Linked DNA regions of Mus musculus: region 1 is linked to region 2. A link is a loop called in an ENCODE intact Hi-C map of the cell type or tissue named here. Cell type or tissue: left cerebral cortex. All regions are shown on one strand. Each heading gives the region's core, and the rest is flanking DNA. Links, peaks and the distances in the headings are about the cores only.

What was found. Peaks named below come from ENCODE experiments on the same cell type or tissue, not always from the same donor. Only the 100,000 strongest peaks of a DNase experiment are listed, where the experiment ranks them.
Region 1: it touches region 2 in a loop (4-fold over the local background); 7 of 42 quality-filtered maps call a loop at or near these places.

Annotation. Positions count from the first base shown.
Region 1 is chr2:6,717,126-6,725,456 of GRCm38, reverse strand. It overlaps Celf2 (CUGBP, Elav-like family member 2), which reads left to right. Exons shown (of 14, transcript NM_001110228.1): 2 at 3,844-4,040. Among named protein-coding and RNA genes, the nearest start is that of Celf2, 160 kb to the left of the region's middle. In left cerebral cortex, for the core only: a CTCF peak has its summit at 4,616; DNase peaks (open chromatin) are centred at 1,648, 3,330, 3,856, 4,209 and 1 more place; H3K4me3 peaks cover 1,680 bases; H3K27ac peaks cover 2,255 bases.
Region 2 is chr2:6,868,021-6,876,351 of GRCm38, reverse strand. All of the region lies in intron 1 of Celf2 (CUGBP, Elav-like family member 2), which reads left to right. Among named protein-coding and RNA genes, the nearest start is that of Celf2, 13 kb to the left of the region's middle. In left cerebral cortex, for the core only: no CTCF peak of the experiment used is centred there; DNase peaks (open chromatin) are centred at 922, 3,387, 3,799 and 4,764; H3K4me3 peaks cover 7,055 bases; H3K27ac peaks cover 7,606 bases.

The sequences.
Region 1 (8,331 bases), core at 64-8,063, 150 kb after region 2:
CAAGATGCAGTAATAATAAGAGGGTCACTGTCATATGAATAGCCAAAATAAATGTTTTCGATTGGGAGTGTTTGGTGGTGGTTTTAGTGTATACTATATGACTACATTTTCCTACAGACAGAATTATTGTACACTTTCCAAATGATCATTTGCAAGATGGCAGACAAAAAGGGATATAAAAAAGGATACGTGGCAGCTACTCATCCGAGTGACTTTCTAGAAGTAGAGAAGAAAGGCTCTGGACAGATGGTGATCTTCTTATGTGGTAATTGAGAAGATGTGGGTTTCAAAGCAGCCTTAAAGGCTCATAAACTGGGTGGTTTGCAGCTTGTTTCCCAGAGATAGAGGAGTGGTGTGTGTACATTTTTCCAGCATTCCTGTTTTTATTTGGGAGTGTGATTCAAGAAACCCAGTAAGACTTGCTTTGGAATTTGTCTTTGATTTGTTTTGAGCTGTCTTTACTCCATTCAAGCCATACTGTACCGAATGTTTAGCCACATGGTGGATTAGAAATACTTTGCAGTTTGGGACCCAGGGGCATAGATTTGGATTCTAACTATAGTTCATAATCTGGTATCCTTAGGAAGGGAACTTATTTCTCAGATGTTGCCATTTGAAAAACTACTTTCTCATAGGGTTGTCTTAATGATTAAAAATGTAGCCGGGCAGTGATGGCGCATGCCTTTAATCCCAGCACTTGGGAGGCAGAGGCAGGCGGATTTCTGAGTTCGAGGCCAGCCTGGTCTACAAAGTGAGTTCCAGGACAGCCAGGGCTACACAGAGAAACCCTGTCTCGAAAAACCAAGAAAAGAAAAAAAAATGTAAATCACTGCCAGATGTGGTTGTTCACCATGGAATCCTAGCTCTTGTTAAGCAGAAGCAAGCAGATCTCTGTGAGTTCAACGTCAGGCTGTTCTATATAGCCAGTTCAGGCCAGACAGCCAAGTCTACAAAGTAAGACTGAAAACACACACACACACACACACACACACACACACACACACACAAACAAAAAGAACCAAGGCCAATTTTTAAAAAAGTAATGTACATAGTGTAGTATTGGTATATATAAGATACTATTATTACTAAAGATATGAGTCATGTTTGGATTTACACCAAAAGAATTTTTAAGTAAAAAATAGAATTATGGTGATTACTTGTGGTGAGTATGTAAAGGAAGTGCATTCACAGTGAGAATAGCAAGACATTTATAGAACATTCTAGGCTATGTGCCTCTATGAGGTGTTATCTGTTGTTGCCATTTTATAGATGAAGGATCTGAAGCTCAAAGTAGCACAGTAGAAAGCTATGATGTCCGAGTACAGAGCCCATGTGTTTGCCCTTTGAATGGTAAGGGGTCCAAGGTGTTAGGTTGGACAACCAACTGGGAGACATGAAGTAAGCACTTTCTACTATAGAAAGGCCAAAGGAGCTCTGGGCAGCTTCCTTCCTTCTTTGATTCCGTTAGTTTCTGTTATTTGGGAAAACATAAAAGGAATGTTCATTTGTGATGTGAGCATTAGTTAGTGCTTACTCCAGAACTCTTGTTTAGATATTAGACAACTGTACTGCAGTCTAACTCTTGCTCTATATGAGTCATTGTCCAACTTCTGCTTTCTGTTAGCTTAGACTTGTGGCAATACCTTCCTCTTCTCATTTAGCTGGTTGTCAACAGCAGTAACCACGAGTCCTTCCTGTCCCAAAAGTGAATCTTGCCACATTCTCAGCATTCAAAGTGCTATAGACATGGTATCCTCTACTGCAAAGAGCTGAGCCACCTCCACCTTGTGCCATCACAGCTCCACAGGCTAAATTGTTTATTGAATTCTCAGTGATGGGAAATAAGATAGGTGCATGAGAGCAAGATAAATGGTCTAGGCTAATATAAACAAGCATTGTATTATACCTGAATTGTTAAAAAAATTTTTGCATTCAATATTTTACTCTGTAGAGCATTTTTATAACAATAAGATCGATTAGTGAATGCTGTAAAAATGTATCATGTTACTTCAGTGATTAAAAAACAAAGTGGTCACATGGGGAGGTGGTAGAGATGTAGAGATCAAAGCAACACCTACTGAAGAGGGTCTGACATCATTGCCTCTCTGAATTAATCTGAATTGAGTTTTTTGGGGTTTTTTTGTTTTTTGGTTTTTTTTTTTTTTTTCGTTCTACAAGAGCTTAGCTTTTGGGGGAGGAGGTGGTCTGTGTGAATGTGACAGACTTTTCACTATGTCCTCAAATTCAGGAACTGCCTTCCAAAGCTCCCAGTTTTTCCCATGCTAAAGAGTGCAGACATGCTTTAAGGGGCGGGGGCACTCAAGTCTAATGAGTTTAGACCTGCAGCATCTTTAAAGTGTTCTTTTTGTTTGTCTGTTTCTGGCAACAAAATAAGGAACTCTCTCTGCTTTAGATCTTTTTCTAGTGCATTTTTGGTATTTCTCTGAGGCGACAGTGAAATCACACCTGCTTAGTGTTTCTTCTTTCTGACATGCTTAACTAGTGCAGTGGTCGCCTGCTTAAAAGGCTGCAGCTCCTGGGCTGCTGGCTTTGCACTTGTCCGGCTCTTTGCATTTCCACAGACTGATGAAGTAAACTAAGAAGGGCATCTTCAGAAGCATTTAGCATTCTAAAGAGAAGACCTGGGGTATAGACAGTGTGTTAGTTGGGGGGGGGGGGGGGGTTTATCAGGAAAGGGTATTTGGCTTGCTTTATTGTCAGAGGGGTAGCCCCAGGTAAAAAGAAATGACTTTATCATATCAGACTTGTGACAAGTATTCTCTCCCAGATTTGGGTCTGGGAAATGATAGGAAGACATATAAAGGCTTATGCCTTATTCTTATTCTTTGTATCCACCCCAAATATTTACTGAAGCTAGGGGAAGAAAAGCAGACCTTTTTCTTCTCTTTCCCAAACGTGTGATTGTTTAGAACTTAAGTGCAACATCTGGAAGTCAGATATACAGAGAACAATTTATGGAGTGTGAAAGATTTGAAATATTCAGTGTCCTTTAGTGGGAACTCAACTTTCTGTGGTGTATTTTTTCCCCAACACAAAGCAGGCAATTCTGAGATCACTTTTGCCTCTCTGAATTAAGCCCTTTGTGCTTGGGTCCCATAAACAATGTGCTTTTTAAAGGGGAGCCTCCCCCCCCCCCCCATGCTCTGGCCCTTTTCTCCAGTGCAAGCAGCCAATCAGCTGCACTGAGCTGCATAGCTGGAGCGCTTTCCATTCTGAGCAGCAACAACGTACTAATTTGATGCACACATGGATGCCTCTCGCACTCTGCAAATTCATCACCAGCATCTTGCATTAGTCATCTGATGGACTGCCAAGTGTTTCATTTTCTTTCCATGTGACTTTATTATTACCACCTCTCTTCCAAAACCTCTGAAAAAGGGCGGGGAATGGGGGAAGAGGGTGAGAAATCCAGCTCAGCCTTTCTTTCTCAGGGATAACCAGTGCCGAGCTGATAATGCTGCTGATTTGTGATGTGTTGATGGCAGCCTTGCCAATTGAGACCTGCACTTAACTTGCAGCTGCCTCCCAAGCCTGGGTTCTGAGATGCCCATGCCCTGGGTGACAGGCGGCCAGTCACTGCCCTGTGCTCCGGAGTCGATGCTGAACAGCAGCAGTTGCAGTGAAAGCATCGCGCTGCTGCTCAGAAGCAACCTAATGGTGCCTCTGCTTTGTTTTACTTCATCAAATTTCTACGACTCATTAGGCACTTTCCCCTGTGCTCCTCTTCCTCTTTCCGCCTCCTCACCCCCAACCCCCACTATTTTTTCTTCCTGTCCTTCACCCTGAAGCCCTAACTCTGGCTCCTGGTTCCGTTTTTGACAGTAACGGCACAGCCAACAAGATGAACGGAGCTTTGGATCATTCAGACCAGCCAGACCCAGATGCCATTAAGATGTTTGTCGGACAGATCCCTAGGTCCTGGTCGGAAAAGGAGCTGAAAGAACTTTTTGAGCCTTATGGAGCTGTCTACCAGATCAACGTCCTCCGGGACCGGAGTCAGAACCCTCCCCAGAGTAAAGGTACAAAAAGCATGTGGCGCATGGGGTAGGGTCACTCAGGCGTCAGGGTGGGCTTAGTGACTGCGGTGGGCACCCCTGAGCTGCCTAGATATCTTGGAACCATCAGTACGCAGGGCAGGAGGGAGGGAGGAAGGGAGGGCAGCAAGGCTGAGAGCAGCTGGTGCTGCCGGCCCTGGTGTTCTGGCTGTGCCTCAGGGCTCCTCCCAGAATTCCCGCCTGCTGGGACAGGTGGGACTCAAGAAGGAGGGCAGGAAAGCTGCCCAGCTTTTTATGGTCTCCTGATTGCTCCTATGAGGTCACGTTCTAAGCAATGTGATCTCTGGGCGGAGTTGGTGCTTCTTTAAGGAACAGTATTTCTTAGTCTTGTACTTCAGGAGCTAACTCTTTCAATGCTACCTTTTCATGACTTCTCATGTAATCACAAGTATATTACCCTTTTCTATAGCCTGTAGAGACCTTGAAATGACCTGCAAAACAGTGCAGTGCCACTGGTGGGATAGAGAAAGGGTTCACCTTGAGGACAGATGCCCATTCTTTGAGGCAGCAGAGATCATTAAGAGAACTGTGCCTGCTGGAACAAGGGTTAGTGCCCTGGTGGCATAGGTAGTTAACACATCTTCAGAATAGTCAAGGCTTGCACCCTTATCAGAGGTAAGATCAAAGGGCAAAGTTTGATGCTTGTTACTGCCTCCATTTTAAGATAATGGGGATTGGGTGGAGGTTGTAATTATTGAAATAGAGGCCAAGAATTTGGTTGATGCTTCTGTGTTTTTAAGTCCTACATTGTCATTGTCGGCTCTGTATAGACTCCTACTGCTACCACTTGGTTTCTGTTGCTATTTTAACGTTTTTGCTTTAGTGACTTCGTTCTTTTTTCATCTCTCTTCTCAGGCCTCTTTCCTAAGGATATCACAGTTGCTTTTTCTCTGGGCTTTACTATTTCTGTCCAGCTTGTTGGTTTATTTTTATGTGCATCTTGTAAGAGGGAGCCCCTCTTCTAGCTTGTGTGTGCTATTTAGTTAGGCACACGAACCTTACCTTTCACTTTTTCTGAGCCTTTTAAAAATAAAAGAATAAGAAAAGTTTAAGGCTAATATTCTGTAATTCTGTGAAATGCTGAGCTATCTCCTGTTCTCTATGGTACTGAGGGTTAATGGGCTTTGGGAAGCTTTTTAAAGGAATTTAAAAGCCCAAAGACTTGTAAAGGTAGACAAACCCACCTTCACATTTTGTTAATAAAGTAGTCTCCCCCCGAACATAACCTTTAACACTATGGCTGTTTTAAAAAGACTGGAATGTTGTACCTACAAAGAATAAAATTAGATAAGTAGGCTCTAACATCTAAAATCAGTAAAATGTAAAACCACAGAAATCAGAATTATGTTAGAAACCTTTGTGAATATTTACATGTTTTCCACACAAAGAAATTAGGAGTACACTGTAATATTTCCATACTATCCTACATAAGAGAGACAGCATAATGCATGGTTCTGGACTAATTAGTTTTTAAATAAGTCCTTTTCCTTTACCTAAAGTAGTACCCAAAAGAAGATAGTTACAGCAGCAGGCAATCTGCATCCTCACCTAGGAAAATGGAACACTGATATTGGCTTTATTGGCCTTTTTCAAAAGGCTGAGTGGCAAAATACCCAGAAGTCAACTGTGGCTATGATTCCAGATTACTCGCTTTATATCTTCTGAGTATGTGTATCTTACATTGGTCCCTAGACCTTTCTCCCAGGCAAGTATATTTTATGTATGGCTTGGTTCTGTGCTCCTTTGAGCAATACCTTTATCCAGACGACATTTGAGACTATATATTTCCTCAACTTCTGTTCACTGGTTTTTCTATGTAATTAAGAAGGTCAAGCTTTTGAAGAGGGAGAGAAACTAAATACAGGGACTCTGGGGTGCATGTGCACTACATCAGACCCTCTACTGAGTGCTTTATATATCTTCCATTTAGCTTTTACCAAAAGTTTGAAGGTCGATAGTATCAGTCACAGTTTACAGATGAGAATGCCCAGGCCGATAAAAGTTAGGAAATGGAGCCCGGTTTTCCCAGCTAGTAGAAACTCTCTGGACACTGTTCACCAGTCTTCCGAAGCTTAACTGTTTTGTCTCTCAGTGAGATGAGATTAAAAAGAAGCAAAAGCATCATCTGCTTCATTTCATGGCTTCATTTTCATAGCTAAGTGTCCTCAAGTAAAAAGACTGGGTATCTCCCTTTAAGAGCACTAATGGTTTCATTTCTGCCTTTGTGTTTAGTTTTTGTACTCATGGGTTTAGATTGTACATCCCTCCAACTCATAGTATCATGGAATAGGAGTTAGAGATGAAATCATTCAAATCTTACCTTTGGAAATACAGGTCAGTTTCTATTCCTGTGAATTGAAGTCTCAGATTAAATATTGCTTGAGATATAGGGGCTGTCAGCCAAGGCTTGAAAGGGTTTCTGTTATACAGACATCTCTGTTGTGATGGGACTTGGGCCCTGTAATGACATTGTTCTCAGAGGCAAACAGTTCTTAGGTACTTACATATAGAAAACAATAGCTACCATTTTCTTTGCATCAGTATTCGTGTATACCACATATAATTTTACCTGTTTATATGTAAAACTGAATCCCAAATTTACATTGATTTTGACTCTGTCAGCAGAGTACAGTTACCATGTTTACACAGTATTGATGCCAGATCCTCAAAAACTAGAATTACTGGAGGCTTTGTTTAAATGTGGTTTAAATTACCTAAGCAAGGCTTTTGGATGGCCTTGATTCATTGCCTCATTGGCCTTGATGGTTCCAAGGAAAGAGGCAAAAGTTACACTACTCTTTAATCCAGGTGAGTTAGAGTTTTCTTTTCTTTGCATCCTATGTTCTCTTTAATCTTGAGGAGTAAAAGCTTTACCCTGTTTTCATTCTGTAAGAGTTGAAGTGTAAGCTGTCTGTTTCTTCTTCTTTTTTCCCTCTTCCTCCTCCTCTGTCTCCTCTTCTCCTTCTTCCTCCTCTTCCCCCTTCTCTTCCTCTTCTTCTTCCTCTTTCTTACAGATGCATTATTCAAGCAGATTCAGAAACTAGGAACTCTAAGTAGACTGTCCTACCCTTTTAAGAGTTAAGAGGAACGTTTTAAAACCCCCATTTTATTTGTGTACATGTTTGTGTACAGACATGTGAGAACACCCCTGTGGAGACCTGGGGATGACCTTAGGTGTCAGGCCTTGCCTTCCACCTTGTTTGATCTCTTTCTTCTTTGTTCCAGTGTGTGCCAGACACACTTTGGAAGCCGCCTTTTGGAGGCTGTCTTTCCTCTCATCTCTATGTAGGAATGTTCCAGTTACAAATGTGTGCTACTACACTTGGCTTTCCATGGATCTGCAGAGCTGAACTCAGATTCTCATATTTGTATAGCAAGTGGTTTACTCACTGAACCATCTCCTCAGCCCAAGAGGAGCGTATTTTATTCCATGGTTATCTGCCACTTCTACAGATGATAAGAAATAGTACAGAGTGGGTAAAACATGGCCTGTAAAACCAGACATGCATAAATCCACTTCCTGGCTCTGATTCTCTTTAGGTATTTCACTGGGCAGTTCTGTTAGTCATATCAAAATAATGGGGACAGTCCTCATAGAATGCTGAGTTAGTGATAGCCATGCTGGAATACGGTAGGAACCTGATATAAGAGATTATTATTCTAATTGTTAATCTTTATCATAACTGTCTTTTAAAAACTTAAAATCTAAGCAAAACAATAAAGTAAACACATGGATCACTACAATAAAAGAATGAGATAATAGTAACTAGAAAAGAAGATATACATACTGAAATTAGAGTTCACAGAAGAAAGAAATGAATTTTATTTTTATGAGATACAGGAAAAGGAAGCATCTTAAACAAAATTTAAAACCACTAATGGAATTTTAGTAAATAGAGTTGATATTAAATGTTACAAGTGGATGGACTTAATTTAGCATAATTTAGAGAGGGAGAGAGATGGATAGAGGGGCAGAGCATAGTCTGAAATGAAATAGAAAAAAGGAAAATCACAAAGCTAAGAATTTATAGGATAGGGCCAGGTTTTAGAGCGTCTTTGTAGTAGCATTTAAAAAAAAATAAGATTTCTCTTTTAGATAAAGGGAGATCTGGAAATGTTACTTAAGCAAAAAGCAACAATGAAGAGAGTTCCATGTGCGGTGCGCAGAGAAGGGGAAGGAGTGATTGGCTGGGCACAGTCAGCAGTGGGAAGAAGGAACTAGGAAATAAATTAGAGCAGTGGGGAGGGAGAAGCC
Region 2 (8,331 bases), core at 152-8,151:
AAGGAAGACAAATTCACCATGCTGTATTTTGGCTCTATTAAAAACAAATTGGGGGGGGGGGGACCTAACAACAACACATGACTGCACAATGTCAGTAGAAGCTGTTCTCTAAGGAGATAGACTAGTTAATATCCCTTTAAAAAAATCCCATAATAGGGCCTACATTTCTTGTTCCAAATGGCTCTGAGCACACTGGGCTTGCTTTTATTTGTTTTTTGTTGTTGTTGTTGTTTTCTTTTTTTAAAACTGAAACAACTATGTTAATAAAATTTGAATCCAAAAGTGTGATAGGGAAAAGATATTTTGGCCTTTGGTTTGTGTTGAGTAGCCAATAGCGAGGAAAGTAAAAAAAAAATACTCATAAATGGGATTTTGGAGTCCAGTGAACAACACAAACACATCTTTGTTAATTACTGATGGCCAGTGCTTTTAAAGGTACAATTATGTGGGAAGCTAAGAACAGGATTAATAAAATATAGAAATTTGTCTCAAGCCATATAAAGTTATCTGCAGACAAAAACAAAACTTCTTTTATTATGAACATTAATGAGCTGTCAGGTCTCAGTTTCAGATGCAAGTATCCATTTTGCAAAAACCAACAACAACAACAAGAAAAAGTTGAAAGATTCATAGCTAGTGGAATGTATTCCGGTTCCGTGAGTGGGTGGAAGGAAGAGGACTCTTCCATTTCAAGGATGCACACTTTACGTGAGATGCGTTATTAGCACCCTGTTTTATCGAGGGACGCTTGCTTTTAACCCTGGTGATAATTCAGTGCTCAGACAATGGCCACTGGACACAACAGTATGGGATGCTGAGGAGGGAAAGTGGAGCTGAAACAGCACAGCGCACTGCCTGCCTTGGAAAGCCGCATGTAAAATGAGGTCATTCAGAAACTTTCCCTTGAAGTGCTTCCAATTCTTGAATTGCCTTTTGTTTGGGAAATGAATAGCAAGTTGATTAAAAAAAGGAGACAATTAGGGGAGGTAGGGGGATGGGGCAGAGACGAGCTTAAGGTTTTGTTCCAGTGGAGCTAAAACTATGAGGAAACTTCATTGTTCCTATGCCTGGTCCCCAGGGATGTCTGCACAAGGTGGTATCACCAACTAGTTCTTGTCCACCAGAGAGAGACCCCACTAATGTCCCCTTTCATCGCTCTCGATAAGATCGTTGGCTTTAAAAATCGCTCTTCCTTGAACCCGAGTGCTCAATTGTGGCCCGGTGAAGCTGTGGTCTGCCAGTTAATTTAAACTGCCCACACGTGATACCTGAAGGCTCACTGCTCTATGGAGATTTAAAAAGAAGCTTTGTTGAGTTGTTCTGGGGTTGGGGGTGAGTGTGTTTTTCCCCTTTTGGCCAAAGTGGTAAAAAGAGAAACTGAAGCTTTTCATTCAAAGCTCTTTAGCTGTGTATTTTTATTTTTTACGTTTAAGTTGATTTTCAGAAGTGGACAACGTGGTGTGATTATAGAAGCTGAACAGACATTAGAAACCAACGCTGTCAGTGGGCGACTTATGAATACCTGGCAAGTGGGGGAGGACGAACATTTTGCCTCCCCTGCTGCTTCTCCATCAGGTGCCTATGCAGCCACGCCATCATCTGTGTATTTGCCAGCCAGAGTGTTTAAACCCAGCTACACTCTGTGAGCTTTTCCAGGTTCACATCACCATATTCCATGTAGTGTGGTTCTATTTTATTTTTGACCCTCGTTTTGCTTCTAACTTCAAATGGCAAACGGAAATGTGCTTTGAAAAGCATGCTACACAGTAGTTGTTAAATAAGGCAATAACCTATGCACTTGTAATTCTCTGCCTATGACCTACTTACATCCTCCTTCACCCTCCTTATAGTATGATTAAAAGCTGCTTTGAATCCACTATTGCCTCAAGGGATTTGAGGCTAGAATTTAACAAACTGCTGAGAAGGCTTAAGTCAGTAAGAGGGCTTCCCTACAGCTTCCTCTGACTAATTCACATGCAATTAAAGAGAAAATAAATATTTTACAAGTGTGTATGTCGATGAAGCATTTCTGCCTTATAGGATATAGGTACACACGGAGCTTTATTTCTGTAGCTGATGCTTTTCTGTGTGGTTGTGTTTGTTTTGGAGGCTGGCTCTGTTCGTTCGGTCTCAAATTTACTATCTGGCCAACTCAATTCTTTTTTTTTTTTCCCATTTTTTATTAGGTATTTAGCTCATTTACATGGCCAACTCATTCTATGCATTCAGGATTTATGTAAATAGTGTATAATAGTCTAGAATTGTCAAGATTTGTCTTCAGTTATCCAGCTAGCTACATCAGTAAGAGAATTTCAAAATTAGTTGGCAATGGCTTGATAAGGAGTAGAAACAGATTAGAATTTGGAGGAAACACTTGGGTATGGTTTTGATCTAATAGTTCATTTTTGATGCAATTGTCTGTCAAGTGATTCTAAGCTGGGACCTGACTCCTCCAGAAAGGCAATATTTAAAAACTGAAAGTTAATCAGCGCTCCCATCTTCCAACCTTGCAGTCAGGAGGCTAAAAGCCAGTTGAAGAAGGAAGTTCTAGTTAATTACAGTTGTTTGTGTGGATTTAACTGAATGGCATAGGCCTGTTACTCCATATTGCTCACTGACTTATCTGGATTTACAATTTTGTCTTATAATCTCCAAGGACAGTGCTCACTGTCACACAGAGATTGGTGAGGAAAATGTGAATCTTTTCTTTCTATCATGTCTGATAAATTTAACAATTGTTTACTTAGTTATTTAACCATTTAGCTACCATAATCCAGGCCTGCCTTCATTTGTGAGGGAAAACCCAGGTCCTTAGTACAATATTCTGCTTTCTTTAGAATAACAACAGAATAGAGTAGACATAAAATTTCAAATAAAACCATAAATTTATATACATCCGATGTCAGTGTTAGTATGTATATACATGCATATTCTTAAGTGTATACATATACATTACTTCAAAGTTCAAACCATGTCATTTGAAGATAGAATAAAAAAGATTTTTACCTCAAAGAGTAAACTATAGTTTCTGGTATGTCATTTACAATGTTTACTTAGAACAGAAATTTAAAGATACATGTGGCTACACTGAAAAGTTTGCTTTCACCCAAACAGCCAAACAACAAGGACAATAAGCCCCGTTATAAACGTTGAAAACTTTTGCTAAGCATCTGTTCGCTTTTCTCTCAATTACTTAGTACCCCTTACCACAAATCCTAAATTCCTAAATAATAGGAAATGGCAATTTTGCGTTGCACTCTTCTTTTTGAAAGCAATGGTATCTGTGACAGTTCGTCATCTTAAGGCCCTTTTCTTTCTCAGTGTTTAAGTAGATACCAAAGGCTGCACGGTTGTCCTCCAGTGTGTCACTCGGGCCACTGCGCCCAAAGACAGTTACTTCCTCTGGAGCAGATAGATAGAGAGCAGCACCCCAGGGGCGGCCGGCCCAGCCTCACCCTGGGGTGGGGGCGCGGAGGTCGCGTGCGATGCCGGTCCCCAGCCGCTTCGCTCTCCGAGTGGCCGTGGGAACCGGGCGGCGAGCGGGCCAGGGCGACCGCAGCTCGGCGCGCGGGGCCCGTGGGGCCGTGCGCAGAGGCCGGGCGAGCCGGGCGGGCGGGCCCGCAGGGGTTAAGCGTGGAGCGGCCGCCCCGGGAGCTCCGCCCCCGCCCGCCGCACCTGGCGCTCGGCAGCCAGGCCGCCCCGGCGCCGGCTCGCGGAGGGGATTGGTGGAGCGCGCGAGGGAGAGAATGTGACAAGTGCCCGCTTCGGCGGCCGCCCGGGGAGGCCGCGCGCACCTGTCCCTGCCTGTCTCGCGCCGCCCGCGGCCGCTCGGACGCGCGCACAGCCCCCCGCCGCCGCCGCCGCCGCTGCCGCCGCCGCCGCCTCCGCTACCGCCGCCGCCGCCGCTGCGTGCGCCGAGAACATGACTTCTGCCTTCAAGCTGGATTTCCTCCCGGACATGATGGTCGAGGGCCGCCTGCTCGTTGCTGACAGAATGTGAGTGGCCGAGGGCCCGAGGGGGCCGCGCGGCCGAGAGTGGGGCGTCGTCTCCTCAGAGGCAGCGGCCGCCTCCCCTCCGCGTCTTCTCTTCAGAGGACGCGGCTGGGACGGCGCAGGGCCGAGCGGGGCGAGCGGGAGAGCGGGGTGAGCGGCCAGCCTTCCCCGGGCGCGCCGGCGTGGGGCTGGCGGGACAGGACCCGCGAGAGGTCGCGCGGCGTCCCGGGCCCCCGAGCTGGGCGCGGCGTCCTGCGGGCGGACCGGCCGGCGGGGCGCGGGGCGCGGGGTCCGGGGCGGGGCGGGCGCGTGCTGCCTTGCACGCTCGTGCCTTTGGAAATGCGGGGTGGCCCGGCGGAACAGCCCTGGCTCTCGCACTCATTCCTGAGATGGGAGCGGAGGACGAGCGAGAGAAAGAGAGAGGAGGAGGATAATTACACACCCTTAAGGGCTTTAAAACTAGCCAGGTGTACTCGCGTGTGGAAATTAGAGGTGATTTTTACGTAATCGGGATGGTTTTGTCTGATAGGTAGTCTGTGATTTAATAATTAATGTGATTCTGGTGGTTTTACGTGTCGTCAAACTAGGATCGAGTGGTTATTGGGACAAGTAGAGGGCTGAGATCCGCGAGGAAAGGAAACTATATGTAATTTTTTATCTGGCTGGTCTGTCTTCCTAGGGAAGTTTTTCTCTCTCTAGCTCAGGGATCTCAGTGGGATCCACTTGTATTTCAGGCATGTTATGTAAAGAAACCCTAAATAGAAAAGAGATTGCCAGAGCAAGATGGGAAAGTCTGTGTCCTCCTGAGACATGGGATGTATGTAATTCTCTTGTCAAGTGAGGCATTTGATAATGTATCAGATTTAGTGGGGGAGGGTGCTGCCGTTGGTTAAATGATGTACAAATTTTTCCTGCTGTCTCCGCTGTGAGACTTCGCATCCATATGCTTTCTGGCACCCTATGTTACTCTTCCAGGCTTTATGACCCATTTCCCTGGCAGCAAACTTTCCCCTGTAATACTAGATTCTTTTTTGGTATGCTAAGTATTATGAGTTGAGAATCTTGAGAAACTCCGCAATGGCCAGTTATTGACGTCCAAGAATTAAAAAAAAAAAAAAAAAATCAAGTGGGAGATAAGGATAATAGAATCTGTTAAATATATATTGTCTTTTCAGTCGATCTTAGGGCTGCTAACTTGAGTGGACACAGGCTCACTCACTATCTCAGAGTTAATCAGATAACAAATTAAAATGTCGAATCCCCTTTTGGCATTTTCCTCTGAAAAATTAATCTTGGTTAGTAATATTCTCATGATGGTTTTAAGAGATCTCTATCCTGTCCTCCTCTTAAAATCCAAATCTTACACACACACACACACACACACACACACACACACAATCCCTTTCTGCACATGAGTTACTTTGTAAGTCTTCCCTGTTTTTCTATGGTTTTATCTGATAGGTAGTGTGATGTTCTAGAATGTTAGGGGTGAATCAGGGCGTCAGATTAATGACTAGAAATTTATGGTCACCTGCTACATAAGTGACATAATATATCTAACTAGTGGATGCTCTATGAATTTAAAGCATTAATGACCTCTGAAAGATGTAGTCTCTTGTCAATTAAATTATGGATTATGAAAATTTAATTCCTCCTTTTCATTTGGTAGATGAATGTGGTTTGTTCAGACTCTTAGCTCTGAAAGGAGCCTTTGTATCTCAGCCATGGAGTTTTGGGTTTTTTTCTTTTTTTAAATATGAATCTTAATATGACTTCTACCCCACTTTTCTTCCAAAAGTTCATGATTTCCAAACGATAGCCTTTGGAGTCAATCCCAGACTGTTTCAGTGTTTGACAGCTATTGCTTAAATGAACTAAGAAAAAGGAAATTTGCAAACGATCCCGTTCTTGTTTGTTTTCAAGATAACTGTTGTACATCTCCCCTGTCCTGGGAACACTTGAGACATATTTTCCACAAGAGTGTGTGATTAAGTCATGTTAGAGATTGTGTTTGGGGGCCAGAGGTATATGAATGAGATCATAGCTTTTAAAATGCTTGAAACCCACCTAGGCGGTGTCTTTTATAGCCGTATTTGGACACAGAAGAAGATAGCTATGTGGATTTATTGTTCGGGGGACTGGTTGCCATGGGTGGTATATTACCATGTGGCCTAAAATGGTGTCTGTTAGATATTGGCCTGTTCATAAAAGGAGTTTAAATAAAGCATAGGAGCTTTTCTGGTGTTGATTTTCTAAAGCAGAACATATTTTCTCAATGGCGTTTTCCCACAGGAATATATTAGATAAGTTTGCAAGATGTAATATGTTTGAGTCCTCCAGGCAGATGAACAAATAGCTGTTGAGATGAATTATTACGCTTGATGGCCCCACGAGCCATCCAGTGTTTAAAGAGCCCAGATCATTTAAGGCTCTGTAGTGATATAGAATTGCTATAACATATGCTTCACATTTTGGGGATTTTAAACATTCAGTAAGAAAACTGTAAAAGGAAATAAGCATTTTAAATAATATTGACTGTTAGAGTTTTATTTTTGTGTGTTATTATACACTCATAGCAAAGTGTAATGAAAATAGGAACTGATTTTTAAATTCTGTTTTAGACTGGGGCGTTTGGTTTTATTGAGAATGGCAATGAGTGTTTCTTCTTTGTTTTATTTCATTAGTGATACATTTAGAGAGTCTCTTATCTTTTGCTTTTCTTTTTTTTAACAGAACCAATATATAAAGGCTTAGAAATAAGAAACTACAGGTGAAAATGTAGCTTGGAAATTATTAATATCAGTCTTTAGATTTACAGAGTTAGAAGGCTAGGAAGTTAGTGATAAAATGAAATCCATTCTTTTCACATTCAGTAAGTAGTTGTAAAGAAAATAAGCCATCCTGACTGTAATAAACTTGGGAAATTCATCTGCTTGTTGATAACAGGCAAAAACATTATTTATCCGTGTATGAGTCCACTGAAAGGCACTCTTGGGGTCATCATTGTTAACGCTAAACCTCTTACAGGGCAGTAGGACTGGCCCCCGGAGGCAAAGTCATTATTGTTTCTGCAAAAGTAAAAACTGCATGGCTACTGTGTACCAGGGAGCCTGATTTATATGCTCTCTAGACATCATGGTGGGTCTAAAGGTTACATAGTGTTCCTCTTGTACAGAAAATGCTTAAAAACCAAAGTTGTATCATATAAGAATAATGTGTCACCTGTTTAGGATCGCTATACACGCTCTCGTTTCTGATTCAAACTCAGATTACTGCGTACGTTTATTAACTAAGTGACTAATGAGAATATACACTAAACTTTTTGAAGTTTACCAGCAAGATGAAGATGGAAAGCATTTTGGAACTTTCTCCCCATCTTTTGTATGGCTTTTAAAGTTTACGTGGAAAATGACAAGATTACGGACATTTATTCTCCAGCTCCATAATGGTCCTGAAGGGAGGCTAAGATGAAGCTCTGACAGAAGAGCTGCTCATGTAGACAGCTCTGTCCTGGAGACTTTCAGAGCACATTGTGGTGGGCTCTTCAGTTAACAGTGCTTACTTCACTACCAGCTGCCTGCCTTCTGACACTAAAAGCTCTTGCCACGTAGCTTCAGGAGTGGGGATGTTATCTTTGATCTGGGCAGAGGTATTACTGTAATTGCTAAGTCTTGCTATTTAATTGTGATGTGCTGCATTGAGATTGCTCCAGCATTTGTTGATGAGATGCAGTGAACTAGGAAAACAAGAGCCTTGAAAGACAAGATAAAAAGGAGATAGGATTTTCAGATATGCACCTAGTAATTAAGATTTCATGGGATGATGCTTTCTACCTTGGAGTGTGTTTTCCTCCTCTAACAGTTATAATAGCACTATTTGGCCTTTGAAGAATGAAGTCTTTTTATTTTACATAAATCACAAAACTTTTAATTTCTTTTTAACCGTGTGTGTGTGTGTGTGTGTGTGTGTGTTTACTTTCAAGTTAACACTCATTCAGTTCCTACAAAACAGGTAATGTTTTGATATGCTAAATCTGTCACATATGAGTGTGCATACAACTAGCACATGTTAAGTACACATATTGTGCAGAAATTGAAGGTAGTATTTATAACAGGGATCTGAGGTCATTATAAGGAATTTAAAAAACAAACAAAAAGAACCACACTCTCATAAATGTTCAACAACAATCCATAAGCATCCCTTATTAGCATTTAAATAGGAAATGTTATACTTTCAGCATGTTTTAAGGGGCTAAATTAATAAGTCATTGCTGTGGTTTACTTCCAAATTTGAACTTCACCCAAGTTTACAAAGTCATTATTTCAAACTTATAGTTTT